3 separate regions of the Homo sapiens genome follow, and regions 2 and 3 are each linked to region 1. The links are chromatin contacts, found by Hi-C or POLR2A ChIA-PET in ENCODE. All regions are on one chromosome and are shown on one strand. The core of a region is the stretch at or near the end of the contact, and the rest is flanking DNA. Distances in the headings are between cores, read along the strand shown.

The links. Hi-C counts contacts between places; a loop is a spot of excess contacts on that map. ChIA-PET counts read pairs that join two places held with the same protein, here RNA polymerase II (POLR2A). Pooled maps may share reads with other maps.
Region 2: a pooled map shows a loop between it and region 1 (3-fold over the local background). The contact joins the enhancer-like site here to the promoter of ATL2 in region 1. A Hi-C loop is called at or near these places in 1 of 37 single-sample maps with no recorded cell type and 3 of 50 pooled maps. POLR2A ChIA-PET finds 5 or more read pairs at or near these places in 3 of 52 experiments (GM10248, activated T-cell and activated naive CD4-positive, alpha-beta T cell).
Region 3: a loop to region 1 is called in a map of CD4-positive, alpha-beta T cell, with 4 times the contacts of the local background. The contact joins the promoter of CDC42EP3 here to the promoter of ATL2 in region 1. A Hi-C loop is called at or near these places in 1 of 168 maps with a recorded cell type or tissue (CD4-positive, alpha-beta T cell), 1 of 37 single-sample maps with no recorded cell type and 8 of 50 pooled maps.

What each region holds. Positions count from the first base shown.
Region 1 is chr2:38,375,747-38,378,667 of GRCh38, reverse strand. ATL2 (atlastin GTPase 2) reads left to right here and starts at 1,395. Exons shown (of 13, transcript NM_001135673.4): 1 at 1,395-1,525. The coding sequence starts at 1,408. RefSeq lists silencers at 976-1,025, 1,096-1,255, 1,476-1,975 and enhancers at 1,226-1,475, 1,302-1,801, 1,802-2,303.
Region 2 is chr2:37,652,723-37,655,643 of GRCh38, reverse strand. The region is part of intron 1 of CDC42EP3 (CDC42 effector protein 3); the gene reads left to right. Among named protein-coding and RNA genes, the nearest start is that of CDC42EP3, 17 kb to the left of the region's middle. RefSeq lists enhancers at 636-695, 1,363-1,572. Within about 2 kb of position 1,428, at least 25 of the 41 ENCODE cell types and tissues checked have a DNase peak (open chromatin) inside an H3K27ac peak, as active enhancers do.
Region 3 is chr2:37,670,143-37,673,063 of GRCh38, reverse strand. It overlaps CDC42EP3 (CDC42 effector protein 3), which reads left to right and starts at 1,422. Exons shown (of 2, transcript NM_006449.5): 1 at 1,422-1,638. RefSeq lists silencers at 444-613, 834-903, 914-973, 1,144-1,633.

The DNA.
Region 1 (2,921 bases), core at 146-2,645:
GGTGGTTCAAGTCCCAGAACTAGAATCTTAGTAACTCAAAGAATATTGCCAAGAACACGTATATAGTTATTCTCCTAGATTTATGTGACAATGATGACAAACTCCATATTCTGTTGAAATATATTTGGATGGGCCGGGCGCAGTGGCTCACGCCTGTAATCCCAGCACTTTGGGAGGCTGAGGCGGGTGGATCACGAGGTCAGTAGCTCAAGACCAGCCTGGCCAAGATGGTGAAATCCCGTGTCTATAAAAATACAAAAATTAGCAGGGTGTGGTGGCGGGGGACTGTAATCCCAGCTACTCCGGAGGCTGAGGCAGAGAATTGCTTGAACCCGGGAGGCGTGAGCCACCATGCCCTACCTAGAATGGTATTTTGAAAGCTTTAATAACACCAGTGCTTTTCTAGAGATTGTGCATGCTGTGAATTTTAGACTTATGAAAAGACCTGGACAAAACAGCTGTTTGTACACCCGGACATCTGTTTTTACTGGAGAAGAGGAATTTCTAATGCAGCTGGCAGTATGGTAAAAATCCAAAGGGATCATGTTTCACAGACGCCTCCACGGGCTGACTTGTAATTTAAAAAGTGACCTGAACTTTCTACTGGATGTCACTGGATCCCCAGAAGAAGGTTCATCACAATTAGGTAAGAACCTGCCACGATTCATTTTCCGATTAGAGTGCTTTCTGGCATGCCTCTGCAAGGTGCTAGGAGCACAGGGCCAGGGTATACACAGTTGAGAAGATGGGGGAAGGTCTCATAAGTAGATGGGGAGCGAATGCAAACAAACCTTAGGATGGTGGGGGGGAGGGGAAGCAACAGTAGGGACTTGGGTGAGGAAAGAAAAGATCAAGAGGAAAAGCAGGGCACTGGCAACAACTTGGGGGGTGGATGGGGAGAGAGGAGGGGAATGGCTGTGATGAGGAGGGGGCGATGAAAAGGAGAGAAGGGGTGCGAAAGCCACCTCACGTGCAGGACGCACGAATCAACGATTAGAGATGTAAAGCGAATTGGGAGGGAGGGACTTAGTTCTCTGGAGCTCCCTTCTGCGTTTGCAGAGCCTGGCCCAGCGCTAAGGGGGTGTGGTGCTGAGCTCAGGGAGGTGGGGGTGTGAGACGGCGGCGGCAGGGACACCCCCGCCCCAGTCCAACCAGAAACTTGGAGCCGGGGAGACGGATCTGCAGGCGGGCAGGGCGAGGGCGGAGCGAGCGAGCGATGGGCGGGGCGGGGGCGGAGGGAGGGCGAGGAGATACAGGCGGAGGGCGAGGAGATACAGGCGGAGGGCGAGGAGATACAGGCGGAGAGCGGCGCTAGGACCCGCCGGCCACCCCGCCGGCTCCCGGGAGGTTGATAAAGCGGCGGCGGCGTTTGACGTCAGTGGGGAGTTAATTTTAAATCGGTACAAGATGGCGGAGGGGGACGAGGCAGCGCGAGGGCAGCAACCGCACCAGGGGCTGTGGCGCCGGCGACGGACCAGCGACCCAAGCGCCGCGGTTAACCACGTCTCGTCCACGACCTCCCTAGGTACGGGCCAGCGAGGCAGAGGCCGCGGGGCCCTGATGGGGAGAGACGCTCGCTGCTCGGGCTCGCGGGCACCGGCCGCAGGCGGCGGGGTCGGAGTCCGCGGCTGGTTCAGGTCTCCTCCCGCCGCCGCGCCTGCCCGCCGGGCCTAGCCTCAGCCGCGCCCCGCGCTCCCGCAGCGCGCGGCCTGAAAGGGCGGCTCGTGGGCCGCGGCTCCAGTAGCTGCTGGGAGAACCAGTGGCGCGCGCGTCTGCGACCGGCCCGGCCCCCTGCCCGCCAGCCCGCCGCGTGGCTGCCGCCGTGTCCGCCCCGACCTTAGGGGGCGGCCTTGAGCCGTGGCCGCCTGCCCGGGGCGCGGGGAGGTCGGCTGCGGCTCCGCTCCGTCCGGCGAGCTCCGGACGCGGCGGGGCGACCCGTTAGCTGGTGGGCGTTCGCTGTCCCTTACGCGGACAGGGAGGAAGGGGTGGCCAGGGCATGATGGGCCCCGCGGAGGAGGAGGTCGCGCGGGGAGCAGACACCTTGCTGCCGGGTCCGAAAGCTCCTTAGACACCCTTCCTGGAGGGAACCGCAGTCCGCAGGCCAGGGCTCTGTCCCCGGGCTCGCGTTTCGGGGCTCCTCGGCTCCCGAACCCATTCGCGCGGGTTGTGCGTGGCTAGGGTGCAAGTCTAGATTTTCGTGTCAAACTGGGGTTATGAGCCGTTTACGAGTCACTTGGACGATAGTAAGGCCTGATCACTCTGAAAGTGTCTGTAGTGTGAAGTCACCTGATCCTTGGCTCCCTGGTTTTGCTGAATGTGAGCTCCTACTGTACGTGTACCAGGAGCGCCCCTGCCCCCTCGAAGACGCAGTTGCGTTGGCAGCGCAGTGTATCCCTCTCACTCATAACACCCCTATTTATAGGAGTTTAGCGTTTGATCTCTCACTGTGGTGCGAATTGATCGCATGAAATCCTGATTGAAAATTTTGATGGTACTTAAGAAAGGCATAAAGTTTTTTCAAAGGCTTATAAATAGTAAAAGCCTACGATTTGGTAAGTACGGCCAAGATAAGAGTTTATTATTAAATACAGATACGAGCTCGTGTCTTAAGATTTCTTTTTTTACGGTGTGTAAAGGTTTTGCTGGATAAAATGTAAAGCATTTTGGTATGATGTTAACCACAAGGACTCACTTTAATAGGAAAGTTTATTTGAAATATACTTCATCATTCCTGGTAGTTCTTGGCGCATGTCAGAGGTGATGACAGACTGGAGTTTTGCTAAGGGAAGAAGAAAAGGAAATAAAGCTTATTTTATTATTGTCTGCCAACCAAAACGCTTGACTGTTTGTACAGTGGTAGCACTCTGTAGAATAAAAAACTACCAAAGAAGCAGCTTCGCCTTAGATGTGTGCTGGTTGGA
Region 2 (2,921 bases), core at 179-2,678, 720 kb after region 1:
TTCTGACCAGCCCTGGTGCCATGTACAACACGTCCTGATAAATGAACCAGGCATGAGAGGACTTGCCCTCCTCCTGCCTTGTTGTAACTGCCAGAGTTCTATGTCCACATTGAGTCTTCCCCAGTAACTCATTTTTATAGGAAAAAAGGTCCTAATGGCCTCTGTTCAAAAGTGCAGACTTGGTGCTATGTGAGGTGGACCTTCTGTCTTCCAATTTTGCTTCTAAGAGATCTTTCAAATTAGATCCCATAAAAATGAGACGTGTACACAAATTAGCACTGAGTCTCACATATGGTATTTGTGGGTCTGTATATAATCAGGGTTGTAAAAGAACAATAAATTCAAGCTGTAGCTGAATCACAAATGAAAGTCCTTTAAAATAATGGAAGGTGAGATGTATCAGACTTTGAATGGGTCTTTAAAATACCGCCTGCTCGTTCTGGCTAAGTTCATTTGCATAACAGAGCTCAGCAGCTGGGGAGCCAGCTAATAGAGTTTCATAGTCTTGAAGCTTAGAGCTATGTCCTCAGTTTAGATGATATGGGGAGAGGGTAAGAATCTAAAAATAGAAAAGGCATCTTCTTATCTTCTCAAATGGGTGGAGTTAAACAGACTGAAAATATGAAAAGCATCCCCTTCGGGTTACTGGGTGCTTCTGGTTACACTGATTTCCGCCTTAGAAATTCAGCATTGAACTTAAATGAAAATCTAACACTATGGGGTTTTTTTCCCCTTCAATTTTAAAATTATTCAGAGAAGCACTCCTACAGAGGTTTGTAAAAGGATTGACATGAGCGTCCACATTGTAGTAATATTTTAGTGTTTCTGATCCCAAAGATTGGCTGGTCATTTCTATATTAGTAAGAAGACTGCCGTGTTCAAAGAGAAAGCTTCTTCAAGGGAAAGTCCGTGTGCGTTTTTCTATGGAAAAGTGACATGGGACTACAAGGAAATTGGCAGTGATCGTGTTCCCATACAGGAAACTCAGAATAAATGGGAACGTGAACACCTCCCTTCACGCACTGTCAGGGAGGCGCAGGGTAACCGCCCTCCCCTCTGTGAGAGCTTCATCCCATGGCCATACTTGCTGTCCCCTCCCCACCCCAGCCCATTCCATCTTTTGAGAAACCTGAGCTGTTACTTGGAGGAGCCAAAATCTTTCCTTGTAGTTTCTGCTTGGTAGCTCTAGGGCCTCCCAGAACAAGTTAATTCCTTTTCATTACAATTAAATGAATCCTTCAGATCCCTTAAGATTAGTTTTCTCTTTCTATGAGTTCTCTTTAAGCTGCTCTATTCCTTCAGCCTCTTCTCACATGTCCTAATCGAGCTCCTTCACTTCCTCCCATTTGCCTCCCTCTGAACATGCGGGGACATGTTCCAGGTAGCCTTTATCCCTTCTAAATGTGGAGCCTAGGATCATGTTCTGGGCGCTTGGCACAGTGGAATTATTATCTTCTGGTTGGCAGCAGAGAGACATAGCCCACAGATGGTTGGGGGTAGGGAGGCGGCGGAGGGTACTTGGCCGAGTCATCATCCTCCCCTAGGACTGTTGGTTCCAACATGCAGGAGGAGTCGCTGGATACTCTGGCATGGGGCTCAGATGGTGCAGTAGTGCAGTGGTGCCGTGACTGGCCGCATAGTGCGACTGTGCTGAGGCAAAGCGAAAAGTGATCAGAAGCTGGAATGTCCCTGAAGGATGTGACAACCGAGCCAGAAAGGGGAAGTCGGATGCAGGCTCACTTCCTGCAAGGAGGAGAAAAGAACAGAGCCGCAGGTCCCTGGGGGCAGTAGCACCCCTCAACCCACCTGCCCATTTTTATACATGTGTGTTTTAAATTAACACTGCAACCTGTTTTGCAGGATGCAATTTTTTTTTTTTTTTACTTTTTCTCTCCACTAAGAATTAATCTAAAAACAATTAGTAGGCAAACCAAACATTCCTTTAAAATAAATGGAATTTTAAAAATATCCCAACTCCTTGGTTCTTTTCAGAGTCCTGTAAGTTGCCAGTGCATCAACTCTAAGTAACTTAGGAGCTGATTTTTCTGTCTGTCATTTTTTAAAACCGCTTGATTTTCCCTTCCTCCTGGCTGCTGCCCTGTTTTGATATTTTCAGCATCATTCTGTTTGCCAAAAAGATGGTAAGAAATGAAGCAAAGCACCGCTTCAGTTTTTTTCTTAACCAAATTATTTATTACTGCTGTGATTATTTCTATCATTATCACTGTCATTTACGCTTCAGTCAGTCACAAGAAACTAGAATTGTCTAGCCTAGTGCAACCCGGCTCTCTTCCTTCCTTATAAAAACCAGGGCCGTAGCTTCCTCTCCGGTCCTTTTGTGTATTGAAACTCTTGGATTTCTCACACAACCTGTAAGGGAGCATGTCCGTTCTCAGCAGCACTGTGCCCACCTGTCTGCCTGCCACATGTGTTCTCTCTGACCTGCCACATGACTGACTGGCAAGCTGGACCCTTTTGTTGGCAAATCTTTTCTCTCTAGTGCCCCAGGAACTAGAGCATTTGTTTTTAAAGGAATCTAACTTCTGAGATGAATGTTATCTCCAGTGTTATCTATGAAGGGAAAGAGGAACAAACCATGATCCAAGAACTAGGAGAAAGTTTGTGGAACTAGAAAGAAACCAGGAATAATTGTGGGAAGTTCAAATTTCAGGGTCAAGGTTTTTGAGAAAGGGCTAACTATAAGAACCTTTGTCTGTCTTTTAAGATTTAGGTAAGATAGTGGGAGTAGAGAAATGCAAGAAAACTAGAGAGCCAGGCATGGTGAGGCTCATCTGTAAGCCTAGCTGCTCGGGAAGCTGAGGCAGGAGGATCACTTGAGGCCAGGAGTTCAAGACCAGCCTGGGCAACATGGCAAGACCCCTTGTTCTAAAAAAAAAAAAAATTGTTTTTAATTAGCTGGG
Region 3 (2,921 bases), core at 173-2,672, 710 kb after region 1:
CGTATTTGACTTCCAACCTCATGGCCATTTGACCTGCCAACTACTATTTTTCTTTGAGGCTTTTAACACCCCACCCAAGTATTTTGCTTTCCAGATTGTGTGCGTTTCCTTTTCACTTCACCTTAAAGTCAGCCTGGGTTTACAACATCGGCTTAAGGCGCACCCTCTAAGGTTTCAGACAGACCCAGGGCACCGCGGTGATGACCTGAAGCTGATATCTCTCGGCAAAGCCAAGGTATCCGGGAGGTTCTCCGCGTTGTGCCAGGATTTCCATCCAACCCGAGAGTCTCAGGGCAGAGGCCAGGCCCCCAGCGTCCGACTCCCAGGGGTCCCAGCCCCCTCCCCTGGCTGACCATGCGGGCTGGGACCTCCCAGCCGGAAAACACCGCCCTTTCCTGTCGCCTACTCCTTCCCCAGGCCGACGACTCGCGGAGGAGGAAGAGACGGAGGCCGATTAAGAAAATTAGCATTCATTAACCCGGTTCACGCTCCGGCCCCGGCGGAGGGGAGGGGCGCGCCGGGCGGCGGCGCTGGCGGTGGCCGGGTGACCGGCGGGCGCAGGTGCCACCGCGGCCTGAATTTTACTCTCTCGGGCCGGCAGCTGCGCCACTTGCGCCTCGTCGCGCGTCTGGGGCAGCCGCCACCGGCTTGCCCCAGCTTTAGGCAAATCCTTTTGAAAGACCCTGAGGGAGAAGAAACGCCTCCCTCTGGGTAGGAGAACCTGTAGCGTCTGCTGTTCGTCGCGTGTCCAGTTGCTCAGCCGGGAGCTCCGGCATCTTCAGGGCGCTTATTCCACTCTCCGGGTTTTGGCTGCAGCTCTGAGGGGAGCGAGCTAGAAACTGACAGAACGCGACCCTCCCCCTCCGCGCCCACCGGAGCCCGGGCTGAGAGGGACCTGGGGAGCTGCGGCCTGGCCGGGGCGGCGCACTCAGGTGGCCTCGCTTCCCTGCGGGTCACCGCCCGCCACTCGCACAGCTAGGTCGGCCTGTTGGGATCGGGAGAGGTGGGCGCACGAGTTTTAGTGCGGGAGTCCGGGGTGCGGGCGGAGTCCTATTGTCCCCGTGCACCCGGGCGGCAGCACCTCCGGGTCCCTCTTTAAACCGAGCGTCCGGCGACCTTTCTTTGTGCTTAGGGAGTCGAAAGCGGCATCTTCTCCGAGAGAAGTCGCCTACTGGGGGGTGGCGCTGGGGAGGTAACAATGGGCGCCCATTGTCCTCCGAGGGTCCAACGGTGACCCCCCCCCGCGCGCGCGCCCGGCCACCGGTTGGCCCCGGGCCAGGGCACAGGTACCGCGGCTGGGAGGGTCGGCCCCGCTGCCCGCGCCCTCCGCCCCGCCCCAGTGAGTCCCCGCGCCGCCGGCCCCGCCCCGCGCCGCCCCGCCCTCCGCAGGTTCAGTCCTCGCGTCCGGCCGCCCCGCGCTCAGTCGCGCGCACCTTCTCTCGCGGCCGGGGGACCGCAGCGCGGGGCTAGCCCGGAGACCCGGCCACCGGCCTGGGGCGCCTTCACGCCGTCTCGGAGCGGATAATGCGGTGAGCAGGCACCACGCCGGCAGACTCGGCTGGATCTGCGCACAGCGGCAGGGATTGCGTGCGCCCGCGGGAGGCCCGGGGCAGCGGCTGGGATCCTCAGCGGCGGCCGGTGAGTCGGGGCAGCCCAGGGCTCCTTCCTCTCTACCTGTCTGTGAGTCTGTCCCGCCCGCGGCCGTGGCCGCTTCCGGCGTGCGCTGGTGTTAGGCTGGGAAACCAGCAGGGAGTCGGGATACCCAGGGCATCGCTTTCCCATCTAGTGTCCAACGGAACGAAGGGGACATAAAGCAAGCCAGGAGGGGGTCCGGCGGCACGACCAGGACTCAGAGCTCCACCATTTGTGCCCACTACTTTTCAGGGTGGGGCTGCGCGGCCACATTGCACCCTCCGAGCTATTGGCAGAGCCATTCTGGGCGCGTATAGCATTTTTCCATCTGAGAACAAGCCGCGCTTGGCTACCGCGCCCCTCGCATCATGGATTGGTACCAGGGCCGCACATGGGTGCATCGCACAGCTCTGCCGTGGCATCGCCTGCCCGGTGCCCTCCTCTTTCTTAATGGAGGACATTGTTAGTGGGGCGCCAACCTGCAGATCTGGATATTGACTTTTTTGTTTTTTGACGGTGAACAGCTGAGACGTTTACAAGGTTTTTTGTTTTTTGTTTTCTTCCCTTTCTCCTTGAAACTAAGTGGCTTGACACAGACAAGTATCAGACATGTGAGGATGAATGGATCTGGCCATTTTTTCGTTATGAATTATTATACTCTATCCCTCTCTCGACTTTGGGAGGCATGTGTTTCATCTTATAAATAGAAAGTAGCATATTTTTGGGCAGGATCTCCTTTATACTGTGCAGTCTAGGAGAGGTCAGTTTAAAAATAAATATGCACTTGAATGTTACATTACTGAGAGCCAGGCTGTGGCTGGGACAAGCTGCGTGGACAGCAGCATCAAAGCCGGGAGCGCAGCTGTGTTGAAAGGAGTAAAAGCCCCAGAGTGCAGCCTAGGCTGACAGTCAAGTAATTACATTTTGTTTAAAAAAAAAAAAAAAAAAAGTGAGCGAATTAAAATGAGGAATGTCAGGAGGGTATTGCAACATGAATCTTTCCAGCCCTGGCGTATTTGGAGGAGTGGGCTGCTGCTGTGTGCTGAGGTTGTAGGGGGGCTCTAGGGAGGGAACTGATGAATGTGTTAGGGAGACAAAGATTCCATCCCCATCTCCCAGCTCTTAATTCTCACAATATCCAAGAGTTTCTTGGGAGTACTGCCTTTTAAAAGGAACAAAAATTAGGAGAGCAGCAGATGTCTGTATTTTAATAGCAAAGCCAGTTTTAGGGACTTCCTGTTAACATCACAGGGAGAAAAAAGACTCACCAGGAACCAGCGATGATGCCC